Regions from separate parts of the Homo sapiens genome. Here regions 1, 2 and 4 are each linked to region 3. Evidence: chromatin contacts called from ENCODE Hi-C or POLR2A ChIA-PET data. All regions are on one chromosome and are shown on one strand. The core of a region is the stretch at or near the end of the contact, and the rest is flanking DNA. Distances in the headings are between cores, read along the strand shown. Region 1 holds the start of YIF1A (Yip1 interacting factor homolog A, membrane trafficking protein). Region 2 holds the start of CFL1 (cofilin 1). Region 3 holds the start of ANKRD13D (ankyrin repeat domain 13D). Region 4 holds the start of SF3B2 (splicing factor 3b subunit 2).

Region 1 (2,898 bases), core at 361-2,860, 1.0 Mb after region 3:
GGGTTAATTCATTTTTGTATGTGCGTGTGTTCAGGCAAAGAGCAACTCAAAGACCATTCAATTAAACATCCTTACCCACTTAAAGATTAGGTAATTGAGATGTGGACACAGGAAAGGACTGGTCCAGGGTTTTATCTATTTATTATGAATTTCTTGGACACAGATGTTTATTGGGTGTCTTCCATATGCAAGTATTGTGCTTGGCACTGGGAAGACAAGGGTGGAAGTGGAGAATGACAACAGGGCCTGTCCTCATGGAACTTACATGCAGGGCAAATTGGGTGCACCCAGAGGGGGCCTAGAACCCAACCTATGACCTCCACCCCTGACCGGGTCAGGTCTCTGTCCCCTTTGTCCCTCTGAGAGGCACGAGATGAACTAACTCTTAAAGATAACTAGGCTTATGGACAAGTGGATATGAGGGGGAAGGGCATCCCAGGTGGAGGGGACCTCTGGGCAATGGCACTGCAATCAGACCACGTGGGCTGAGTTTGGGGAGCAGGAAGGTCATCTGGTGTAACTGGATACCTGGTAGCTAATTAGAGAGGTCGCAGAGAACCTGCTCATGCTCTCTAGAAAGCGGTGGCTGAAGGTCTGTGAGAGGGAGGCCCCTGAAGACTGTCTCCGCGGGGTTGGGAGTGATCAGAACCTGGGTGGAGAGAAAGGAACCCCCGGGACTACAAGTGAGGCTTAGGGGCCTCACTTCAAGAAGACCACAGGCCCGGCGATGACTCAGGAGTTTAGGCTGCAGCTTCAGGACGCAAATCAGCACACCTCTGCCCCCAAATCTGCTGGACTACGGGAGAGTCTATGGGACAGGCCCGGGGCAGGATCCTGCCCCACCTATACCACCCAATCTCTCAGACTTCGGATCCTCTGGGCCCCAGTTTTGCAGTATGCGTGTATGTGTGCGTGCGGCCACGCGCTCGCTAGGAGCGTGTGGTTCGAGACCCCAAATCTTCCCATACGCAGGCCCCCGGGAGTCTACAGGATGGCGGCTGAGGCGGGAGGACATTTTCAGCACCGGACGACGGACAGCACCCGCGCGGAGAAGAGGAGTGGGAGGCGGGTGGAGTCAGCATCCTGGGGCTTGCTTGGCAGCTCTGTCACTGATAGGTCCGGCCTCCCACCACCACCTCCGGGTCTGCCGGGGCTCCGTTCCAAGATTGGGTGAAGTGTAGGTGACGGGGGAGGAAAACAAGCCCAGAGAGGGAGAAACAGGCGCCCCGAAGGGCAGGGCTTGGTTGGAACTCGACCGCCCCGTTCCCTCCTGGAGTACGTCCCACCAAGGAAGCTTTGCTCCTGACTCCGGCTGCAGGTTACCTCTCGACTCCCTGGTGTAGTCGTGGCAGGGTGCGTCAAGTGCCTCACCGCGCAGGCGCGCAAATAATTCTCGCCCACCTTCTTTCTTAACTCTTCTATTGGCTGTTCCCACCGTGAACTGGCAAGCCCGTGATCCAATCCCAGGCACCGCAAGTCGCTCCGCCTGTCCCTCACCCGGATGTTGCCTTCTGCCGAATCCGCTCAGGCCAGAGCTCGTCAGTGGCCAATTGGGAGAGGGGAGGGGCGAGCCGGCGCCGCCGAAGAGCCAATGGCAGGCGCGGGGGATGACGCCACGGACATGGTGGCCGAGACCGGCGGGGTGGGGGACGTGTCGCGCGGCCGGGTGGCCTCGGTCGGTACCCTGGGCGCGGAGCAGCTGCCTCATTAGTATTCGTACCCACGAGGCGGCGCAGCGGGCCCTCGGGGACAGCGAGCGTCGCGGCCATGGCTTATCACTCGGGCTACGGAGCCCACGGTGCGTGGGGCGCGGGCGGGGCGCGGCGCGGCCGGCGGGGGGAGAGTCGGCGGCGTGGCCCGCTCACCCCGAGGGAGATAGCGACTGGGACCGCCGCCCAGGGCGGGGGTGTCACTCGGGTTCCTGCCCCTCGTAACACTCCAACACGTCCCGGACTTCGCCCTCTCGGCCCAGTCCTGGGAATCCCATGCCGGAGTCGGGCAAAAACGGGGTCCGCCTCCTCCTCCAGAAACTCCTTTGACTGTTGTGAACCTGATGAGGTCCCTGATCACTGTCCAGGGCCTCCAGGTAGCCAGCTGTCGCCTCTCCCAGCTTTGTTCACGGAAGGATGCCCTCCCAGTTATTTTCACCTAGCACACTTCTACTCACTGTGGCTCAGTTCAGAGGTCACTTCCAGTGAGAGGCCTTCAGAAACCCCAAGTGGGCAACCAGTTCTAGGCGCTGCCTCAGCTCTTTCTTTGCCTACATTTAGCAACGGATTTCTCGCAAAGGATCCCTCATCACAGTTTTTTCTCAGTTAGCTCCCCCTCACCCAGCTTGGGGTCCCCTCACTGATCGGTGCCTCCAGGACCCGTGCAGGGCTGTCCAGCCAGGGAAGGGGCGGTGGTTTGGGCTCATGCTTGGTATTTCTGTCATCTACTCTGATACCTCCAAACCCACAGGCTCCAAGCACAGGGCCCGGGCAGCCCCGGATCCCCCTCCCCTCTTCGATGACACAAGCGGTGGTTATTCCAGCCAGCCCGGGGGATACCCAGCCACAGGAGCAGACGTGGCCTTCAGTGTCAACCACTTGCTTGGGGACCCAATGGCCAATGTGGCTATGGCCTATGGCAGCTCCATCGCATCCCATGGGAAGGACATGGTGCACAAGGAGGTGTGGCCTGCCCCCGGGGCACGGGTGGCAGAATTTTTGGCTAGGGCTGGGGCATCATGGGATTCCACCCGATTCCTCACAGTGCCCTCAGGGATGGAGCACACAGAGGGGCACCCTGAGGCCTGGGGTGCGGCTTGCCCACAGCTTCCTCTCTCCCCTCCCAGCTGCACCGTTTTGTGTCTGTGAGCAAACTCAAGTATTTTTTTGCTGTGGACACAGCCTACGT
Region 2 (3,018 bases), core at 519-3,018, 1.4 Mb after region 3:
CCTGAGATGGGCACGCGGTTGGGTTTGGGAGCGGAGGAGCAGGCTGCGGGTTAAGAAGCCCAGACACAGGTAGAGGGGAGAACACTTCGTCATTTTTGTGGCTAATCGGAAGTGGGAGACCCTCAGGGAGGTTGAAGATGGAAACCCTACAAAGGGCTTCAACCTGAGAAGCCTGAAAGACACGTATAGCTGAGTTGGACACAGGCGACCCGCCAGGGTTTGAAGCAGCACCCGGCCTCTAGCTGCTATGCCGGAAGTCGCAACACGCAGGTCTCCAGCCTGCGAGGAAGGGAGAGGTGGGCGCCAGAGCTCCAGTCCCGCCCCTCAGGACTGTGCCTAGCCCACGGCGCAGTAGCCCCAGCCAAGCTAAATTGGACCAATGGGCTCCGGCTCCCGCCTCCCGCCCGCCGCGGCCTTATAAGGAGCCTCAAGCCGGCTGTCGGGCTGGCCCCGCCCCCTCGAGTCTCTTGTCCTAATAAGGACATCTAGGGCATCCCGCGGCTGGGGGCGGGCGAGAGCGCGTCTCCAGGGTAACTGCGAAGCCCCCCTCTCTCTCCCCGTTGCTCTTGGAAACTCTAAGGCTCAGAAAAGGGGGCGCTAGCCTCATATTCATGTAGGGTCGCTCGCGGGAGGCGGGGTCAAGCTGCTGTCTCCACCTGGAGCGCCGGGAGTCCGGGCGGGGGCGGTGCTGTGGAATGTCCCCGACTACAACCCCCGGTATGCTCTGCAAGGTACCCCACTCCCAGGCATCGCTCTCCGTTTACACCCTTAATTCCGTTTATAGGATTAGGGCCCCCAGTTCCCTTTCTGGGTTTGCCTCTGACTTGTTTGCGACCCAGTCTTTTCCTGCAGAGTGTGAGGCTGTGGTCACTGTTCTAGAACAACAAAATCATCCCGGAGTCCCCCGCTCGTTTCTTTTTTTTTTTAAGGCATATACTACCACAGAACTTGTCTCAGTTTTGCGGATGTTAGAATAACCATGTACCTGGCTATCAACTCGAGAGCTGGGTTCAAGTCTGGTTTAATATCTATTTCTTCTCATTGGCACGTAAAGGCATGTAAAGAAGCCTTGAATTGAATGCACAAACCCTCGTCTTTACCCTTTAACGCCTCATGACTTTGCCAAACATCTTTAAACAAGAACAAAGCTCTCAGAGATTTCCTTGTACCTTTCCCCTGTGCCTTTTCCTCCTATTCTTGTTTTACTGACGTTGGACATGGCCTTTTTTCAGGAGACGAGAGTGGCTTTACACATGCAGAGTACTAGTGTTTATCCGACTGACGACGCCTTCATACTTGTGATTTCCTTTGCTTTAGGTCGGGATTCCAGGCTAATCAATAGTTGCTTCGATTCAGAAATGCAAAACCCTAACCTCACTCAAAAATTTCAGGCCAAGGGATCCAGATAATACCAGATGGGTCTTAAGAAAGCCGTTTTGCTGTGGGATAAAGAGCCGCTTAGTCGGGGATCGTTTTCGGGTCATTTTACTGAGCGCCGCCTCGCCGGGCTCAGAGCGGTTCCTGGGAAATTGGACCAATGGGCTCGCGCTGCGCGCTGCGGTGCCGCCCAGGACCTGGGCCTACATTTCCCTACATGCACTGCAGCTCGGAGCCGGCCGGCGGGAAGACTCCGTTACCCAGCGAGCGAGGCGGCGGCGCAGGGCCAGCGGACTCCATTTCCCGTCGGCTCGCGGTGGGAGCGCCGGAAGCCCGCCCCACCCCTCATTGTGCGGCTCCTACTAAACGGAAGGGGCCGGGAGAGGCCGCGTTCAGTCGGGTCCCGGCAGCGGCTGCAGCGCTCTCGTCTTCTGCGGCTCTCGGTGCCCTCTCCTTTTCGTTTCCGGAAACATGGTGAGCGGCAGGCCACGGCGCCTGAGGGAGGCGGCTGCGGGTCGGTCGCCTGCGCGCGGGAAGCGACTGGGGAGCGACGTCCGCACCCCCTCCCCCAGCGCCCCGGGCGGGATGAGGGTCTCGCACGAAGGGGCGGGCGGTGCCGGAATGCGCGTGCGCGCCCGTGGGCGCCGGGGAGGGCCGGTCTGGACGTCGCTCGCGCTCCGCCTGGGCTCCCCTCCCCCACCCGCTGGTGCGCCCGCGCGGACACCGGCCGCGGGGGGAGGGGTTCGGGGCGCGCGCTGGGGCGCCCCTCGCGGAACGGCCGGCGTCGCGCCTTTCTTCTTAGGGGCGCGCTCTCGACTGGAGCATGCGGCGTCCAAACCCGGCCCGGGGGCGGCGAGGAAAAAGCGCGCGAGAGGTCTCGGCGCGCGCGCCCCACCCAAGGCTGTTCCTGTCTGCGCGTCACCCTCCCTCGGCAGCCGGGTCCGTCTCGGGAGCAGGTGGCAGGGATGCCTGCGCCCGGGAGGGGCGGGTGCTGGCGCGGCGAGGGGTGATGCTGGGAAGACGGGGTCCCGGTTGGGGCGTGGGTGCCTGCGATTAAGGCCTTGCACCGCAAGGCTTGGAGGGGGCATCGCAGAGACCGCGGCCCGTTCGGGAGCGCATCTAACGAGCTGCGTTCTCACCCGTGCATCGGGCGAGGGCTGGAACGGCGCTGTCTGTCGGCGCGTGCGCGCACGCTCAGGCCCGGCCGCCGGTGCCGAAGCCCTGGGCCAGCGAGGCCTTCCCGGATGGGCCTGAGTGAGGGTGGAGCCGAGTTTAGGGAAGTGACCCAGGCGGGCACCGCCCGGAAACCACCCCGCCCCCTGTATACGGCCCGAGGGCTGAGAAAACCGAAGGTTATGTAGCTTGCCCAGGCTCCTGCCTGCAGGAGATGGGTCTGATACACCCGTTGTTTTAGGGCGATTCCACAGGGTTAGGGACCTGGAGATGCTGCTGCCTCTCGGATACGCGTTTCTGCATTGGTGAGGGGGCCGGGCCCAGCCGATCTCCTGTCCCCGCCCACTCCGGATGCGGCCGAGTCACGTGGCCGGCTTCTTCTGCAGTTCCGGGGAGTTTGGGGGACCAGATTTACCTTGGATTGCCCCTCCCTCTCCTGGCTCGGGCACCCCGAAGCACGACGCAGAG
Region 3 (3,026 bases), core at 19-2,518:
CTCCTTGCTGGTGGCAGGAGGCACACTGCACAAACTGGGTGCCTTTCCAAGGCCAGGCCTGGCACAGTAACCAGGGTGGTGCCCTGCCATGGTACCCCACCTCCATAACTGTGCCCTGCTGTACCTGGCGAAGTTTGTTGAGCAGTTCCGGAATGCCCGCCAGCCTCTGCGTGGCCCTCTGGTAGTCCCGATACTGGAGCACCAGCTGCACCATCTCGGGGTCTCCAGTGCTGACTGCCTCCTGCAGGACTGCGGGCACCAGGCTGCTGAGGGGAGCCCTCCAGATGACCCCAGGCCTGGCTGCTCACTGCCCCCCGCCTGCCAGCCTCAGGGGGAGCCCCTTGTCCTCTGCAGTACCTGCCCAGCCCTGGCGGTTCTCTTTGCCCACGTTGGCATTGTGTCGAAGGAGCACTCTCACAGACTCCAGGTTTCCCAGAGACACGGCCAGCTCCAGTGGGGTCCGCCCGCGGGGGTCCTCCTGTTCAATGTCGTGCTGGGGGAGACGGGACACTCACAAAGGGCAGGAGAGAAGAGGGCAAGGCAGGGAGGCTGCCAGGGCGAGCAGGGTTGGGAATCGCTGTGGGAAATAAGGACGGCGGACTGACCAGGGAGATGGCAGAGGGTGGCCTGCGTGTCCTGGCAGGGGAGAGGAGGGGGCAGGAGGGAAGGCAGGGGCAGAGCCGGGGTCTGGCGGCGGGGCCTGGTCAGGCAGAGCTGCAGGTTGTCAGGAGTTTGGCGGAACCTGGGGACCAGGACCAGAGTTCTTGTTCTCAGCTTGGGTCAGCAAGGATGCGGAAGCGAGTTCGGGCGAGCAGGGCAAGGCCCAGCGCAGGGGAGAGGAGGCCAGAGGCTCAGGCGCGAGGGGCCGGTGACCTGGGCTTGGGATCGTGCAGGGGAGGAAGGCCCAGGATGTGGCTGCGGAGCTGAGCGGGCGGGGGGGGGGGGGGGGCTCCAGGACGGAGGCCACAGCCTTGGGTGGGGGACCCGGGGGAAGGGCCGGGTGCCCCAGCGGGGCCTCACCTGGTGGCTGTGCAGTGCGGCCTCCAGTTCGCGATGCCGGTTCGCCCAGACGAGCCGGTGCAGCGGGAAGGTGGGGCCCGGGCCGGCCATGCTGGGCCTCAGCGCCGCATCCCGGCCCCGCCTCGGCTTCGGGCCTGGCACGGCCCCCTAGCCTCCCCTCCGAGCCGCGCCCCAGCTGCGCCCCCCGCGGCCCCCGCAGCAGTAGCGGCGGCGGCGGCGGCGGCGGCAGCGCGGGCGGCAGGGAGGGCGGGGCGGGCGGCGGAGCGGGCGGGGCTGCGCCGGGCCGGGGCGGGGCTTCGCGCGCGCCCCCGTCCCCCCGCAACCATGGCAACCGCGGCCAGGCCAGCGCGCGGCAGAGCAACCGCGAGCGCCCGAGGAGATGCCCGGCCTTGGGTCTGCGCCCCGACCTCGGTCGGGCCCGGGTCCGCTGGGGCGGCCTGGAGGGCGGTGCCCGGTTACAGCTCCGCCCGCGGCCCGCAGGAGGCGCCCCGAGCCCTGCGCAGACCCCCGGAGCCGGGTCCGGAAGAGGAAGGCGGGGCCGGAGGGGGCGGGCACTGGGCCCCTCGGTAGTGCACGCGCGTGCGCGGCGGGCCGCGGTCCTGCTGCAGCCGTGATGCCTGCGTTTCCCCCGCGGATCCCCTTGCTCGCCCCGGTCTTCCTACCCCAGGTCCCGCGGTCACCGACTCTGCTGGGGTGTGCGGGTGAAGTGGGGCGCCCCGGCTCCCCTCACCCGGCCTGGAGACGAGCAACGAGCAGACGCCACTAAGTGCTTGCCGGCTGAGCGGGAAGCACCTTCCCCTGGGACCTGGCCGGTGTCTGCAGGCCCAGCGATGCGGGGAGGCGGCCCCCGGGGCCCTGAAGTCAGGGATAGGAGTTCGGGGAGAGAGGGGCGCAGGCCCAGGCAGCGGCAGAGCCGTCCCGGCGGAGGACCGCCCGCGGCGAACGGCTGCCTTCGCCCGCCGCACGAGTCCCTTTTGCAGAGGCTGCGGTTGGCTGCCAGCGTCAGGAGAGGAAGGCGAGTTTCGAAATCAGGGCCGGCCCCTCCACCCACACCGGAACTAGGGTGCAGGCCTCCGTCAGCTCAGTTCCGGCCCTTGATTACTGGAGGCCCAGCCTGGGGTCTGGGGCCCTGGTTTTGCTAGGTGGCCAAGGCTGACCCTCTATTCTCCCTTTCCCTACGTGGAACATGATTGAGGAGGGCCAGCTAGCTTGAGCATCACTTCCTGCTGTAGGGCGTCCTCAGTTCTGAGACTCTGGGCTGGAAGGCCTGATTGCCATTTTTACCCTGCCTTCTCCCTGTAGTCACATGGCGCCTGTGCCATCTGGGGTCACTTTGCCACCCCACGCTATGGTGTCAATCTGTGAGGTCCTGGGGTTGGTAGCAGCCCGAAGGCTTCTGAATGCCCAGAGCTCACCTGCTCACCACTACTGCAGCCCTCCCTGGCCACCCCTTTTCTCAGAGGCGGTCCCTTCCCTGAGCCCTCTCCAAACTCAACCCCGACAGGACTTTCTTGGTTCCAGCCTCTCCTGATTTCTGCCATCTTGAACACAGCTCCCCACTGGCACTTAATTCCATGACAGTGCCTTCTCAACCCTCTTCCACGGCCTCCTCTCTCTCCCTGACCCCCACATCCCTGGGAGAGAGACTGTCCGTTCCCATTGTCACCCTGATGCCACCCCCAGGTCCACATTTCAGCTTACTCCAGGACATCTCTGTGCCCAGGGATCCCATGCTATCCCATCAGTATGTCCGAAGCCAACCCAACCACACCTACCCTCTTCCCCAGACTCCCGCCTCACTCAGCCCCAAGTCCAGCCTGTTTCTGCTGGACCACGTTCTTCCCGTCTGGCCTCTTTTCATCTCTTCCTCTCCCACTGCGGAGGTTTGTCTCCCTGCCTCCTGTCCTTCACCTCCCTCCCCACATCCTGTACTCAGTAACCAGGCAATCACTTTAGAGCCAGCTCTCACCACTCTCAGCCCTGTTCCGCACCTTCAAGGGCTCCCT
Region 4 (2,844 bases), core at 10-2,509, 1.2 Mb after region 3:
AGAGCTCACTGCAGCCTCCAACCCCAGGGCTCCAGCAATCCTTGAGCCTCTTTATAGGGACTTTATAGGCGCGTGCCACCGTGCCCAGCTAATTTTTAAAATTTTTTGTAGTAACAGAGTCTCACTATGTTGCCCAGGCTGGTCTCGAACTCCTGGCTTCAAGCGATCGTCCCATCTAAGCATCCCGAAGTGGTGGGATTACAGGCATGCGCCACTGCACCCGGCCACAAGCTGCTTTTGGAGAAGCAGACAGTGGAAAAGGAGGCAAGTGTCAGCATCAAAGAGAGAACTGAAGAGCTCACAATTCTGTCATGGCAGTACCTCCCTGCCCAACAACTGCAAGTGAGAGGAAGGGCTACCCTGAACATATGGAATCTTTTTTTTTCCCCACTCAGGTCAGGCGAGTAATGTGCAAGGGTGTCACATCTCACACATGCACGTGAACACCCAATCATCATGCTCATGAACTACAAAAGGATCAGCAGATGGAATCTTAAAAAACAGAAGAATCTCCCTACCTGTGCCGACATGGGAGGTGGAGCGGCTTTGTCCCCATCTTCCCCTCTCAAAACCGGCCGATTCAGCACGATGCCAGTCTGCAAAAGAGAAAGGACTCTAGGTCAGTCCAAAACTAGCTGTTTCACTAAACGACGTTCGCTCCCAATTCATTCAACAAAACGTACCCAGTGCCTGTCTGCCAGCGCTCTGGCTGGGCACTGAAGAGGACCAAGATGGATACAAGAAATTACAACTAAGCTGGCAAAGGCAAGAACAAGCTAAAAAGGGCAAGCCTCCGCCTTGCTGTGCCGAGATAAAGAAAGAATGAAGACCGAGCCGTGATGGGGTATATAAGGTCTCCTGGAGAAGCTCGGCCTATCCTGACGTCCCGCCGCCAACACCTACCTGGCGGGTGTAGCTCTGCAGCCGCTCCACCAGCTCCTCGCGATTACCTGCAGGGCAAAGTACACGATCAATGGGGCAGGCCAGCCCGGCCAGGTCAGGCCCCAGCGGCCTGCCTCCGCCCCTCGCACCCGAGTCTCCCGGGTAACCAGGCTCCGCTTCTCCGCAGGCCCGTAAAGGCCCCTCGACTTCCTGTGTTCCTCACCCTGGATCGGAGCTCCGATCTCTGCCAACTTGGCCTGAAGCTCCTGGGCAGCCCAGGCGCCATAGTGGCCTGGAGGTGGCGGCGGCGGCAGCTGCAATTCTGCTTTGGGAGGCTCGGGATGCTCCGTCGCCATCTTAGCCGCAGGAAGGCGCGCGACCAACCCGGAAGCTGGGGCCAGCCTCAGGGCCCACTTGCCGGAACTTCCGGTGGCGCCGTATGCCACGTCCTCTCTGGTTGGGAGGCGACGCGCACTCAGGCACACCCGCTGCCGTGCGCTGGGCGACGGGATTCGCCGCAGACGCACCTTTCTCTAGTGGCCCCTCGGCGGTCTGGTCGCGAGGCCTCCTGGGAGTTGTAGTGCGCAGGTCTCGGTCTCTGCGGGCCCTGCGCGCCGCTACGGCCCCGAAGGCCGGCGGCGGGCCGGAGGGCGGGGCTGCGAGGAGGGCTGGCACTTCCCCGAGGGAGTGTTTTCTGCGCCTCACCTGCGGGAGCGAAGGCTCTCAAGCTTTCCGGCCCGGCCCTCCGGTCAGATCCTCGAACGCTTACGCTCCCAGGGAGTCCCGAGAGACTCATTTCCCCGGCGGCCCCGCGTTGCGGGCGCCAAGCGGGAGGCTGGAGCCGATGCCTGGGATAAAACAGTGTCTGATTGTCTGCCCGCCCACCCCCGGCCCAGGCCCGGATGAATGGGCTGAAAGGGGATCCAAGCCGGGAGAGCAGCAGGCCTGCCCGGGCTGAGCTCCAGCTGCCGACCTGGGGGAAGGGCGACTCTAAAGCCCCCTTTTCCACCTTCCAGGCCGGCTCAAATGTCGTCTTCTCCACTAAGCCTCCTCCCGCTTTCCTTTCCTTTCTTAGAGCTCCCATAATACGTTCGAATCTCCACCGTTTGTTAAGTCTTTCTTGCCCTTTCTTCCTACCTCTATCCCAAAAATGTGAGCAGGGACTTGATCATTTTCAGTCTCGCATCGCCTGGCGTTCAAGAGGCGCCCAATAAATGATTACTGGAAAAAAAGGAACAATGTTTCTGGTGAAAGCATTTGTGTCTTTTTTAGTCTCAAAAATAAACTCAGGCCCTTTTCCCTCAGCCGCACCTGCACTGGGGGCCCCACCTTGCCTCCCACTCCCCACCCCAACTCCCCTTGGCCTTTGGAGACAGAGGCAGAGACTGGCAGGGATTCTTGCCTGCCTAGCATCCACCTCTCCCTGTCCCACACCATCAATTCAGTTTCTCTCCCCACCTCTGCCACTAGCTCTGCCCTCTCACCAACAGCTAGCCTGTGTGTGTTTTTTATGTGTGTTGAGAAAGGGAGTGGGGAGACTCAAGTGAAATGGTCTCATTTTCCCCCTACACATCCCCTTCAGATCTTTTCTCCAGCTCCATTTTGCCAACTGCCCCCAGTGGAGAAGAAGCTGGGAACAGGGAAAAAAAAAGAATGGGGCACCAGGTCGGGGGAAGGTGAGGTTTGGGAGAGACAGGGAAAAGGACTGGGTTGAGAAAGGTTGGCTCACATCCTAGCACTGGGTGGGAAGTCCTCTTCCTCCTACCCAAACCTTGACCTTTCCCCTTTCCATCAATATCACTATGGGAGGCTCCTGCAGCCACACTCCCAGAGGAGAAGCCAAACCCGGAAAGGACAGTAACGAAGACAGAAAAACAGCGCCCTTCCCTCCAGCTTGTCAGCCCACTCAGGCAGAACCTTTCTAGCCCAAAGGAAGGCTCTTCTGCTCCCTGTAACTGGAGA

What was found. Hi-C counts contacts between places; a loop is a spot of excess contacts on that map. ChIA-PET counts read pairs that join two places held with the same protein, here RNA polymerase II (POLR2A). Pooled maps may share reads with other maps.
Region 1: a loop to region 3 is called in a pooled map, with 5 times the contacts of the local background. The contact joins the promoter of YIF1A here to the promoter of ANKRD13D in region 3. A Hi-C loop is called at or near these places in 4 of 50 pooled maps.
Region 2: a pooled map shows a loop between it and region 3 (15-fold over the local background). The contact joins the promoter of CFL1 here to the promoter of ANKRD13D in region 3. A Hi-C loop is called at or near these places in 5 of 50 pooled maps.
Region 4: a loop to region 3 is called in a pooled map, with 6 times the contacts of the local background. The contact joins the promoter of SF3B2 here to the promoter of ANKRD13D in region 3. A Hi-C loop is called at or near these places in 1 of 50 pooled maps. POLR2A ChIA-PET finds 5 or more read pairs at or near these places in 2 of 52 experiments (Panc1 and RWPE1).

What each region holds. Positions count from the first base shown.
Region 1 is chr11:66,287,855-66,290,752 of GRCh38, reverse strand. YIF1A (Yip1 interacting factor homolog A, membrane trafficking protein) reads left to right here and starts at 1,610. Exons shown (of 8, transcript NM_020470.3): 1 at 1,610-1,798; 2 at 2,461-2,672; 3 at 2,837-2,898. The coding sequence starts at 1,768. RefSeq lists enhancers at 1,294-1,433, 1,301-1,595 and a silencer at 1,534-1,993.
Region 2 is chr11:65,856,930-65,859,947 of GRCh38, reverse strand. It overlaps CFL1 (cofilin 1), which reads left to right and starts at 1,768. Exons shown (of 4, transcript NM_005507.3): 1 at 1,768-1,851. The coding sequence starts at 1,849. It also overlaps a transcript of MUS81 not described here. RefSeq lists enhancers at 1-42, 563-652, 1,213-1,282, 1,673-1,722, 1,656-2,196 and silencers at 313-392, 1,803-2,202.
Region 3 is chr11:67,287,545-67,290,570 of GRCh38, reverse strand. ANKRD13D (ankyrin repeat domain 13D) reads right to left here and starts at 1,268. Exons shown (of 15, transcript NM_207354.3): 1 at 1,021-1,268; 2 at 358-493; 3 at 125-249. The coding sequence starts at 1,110. RefSeq lists enhancers at 1-918, 2,153-2,362 and silencers at 913-1,682, 1,863-1,932.
Region 4 is chr11:66,050,779-66,053,622 of GRCh38, reverse strand. SF3B2 (splicing factor 3b subunit 2) reads right to left here and starts at 1,259. Exons shown (of 22, transcript NM_006842.3): 1 at 1,106-1,259; 2 at 904-950; 3 at 519-596. The coding sequence starts at 1,238. It overlaps SNORD13F (small nucleolar RNA, C/D box 13F), which reads right to left and starts at 479; the gene lies at 395-479. RefSeq lists enhancers at 1,052-1,221, 1,842-1,891, 1,710-2,261 and a silencer at 1,432-1,641.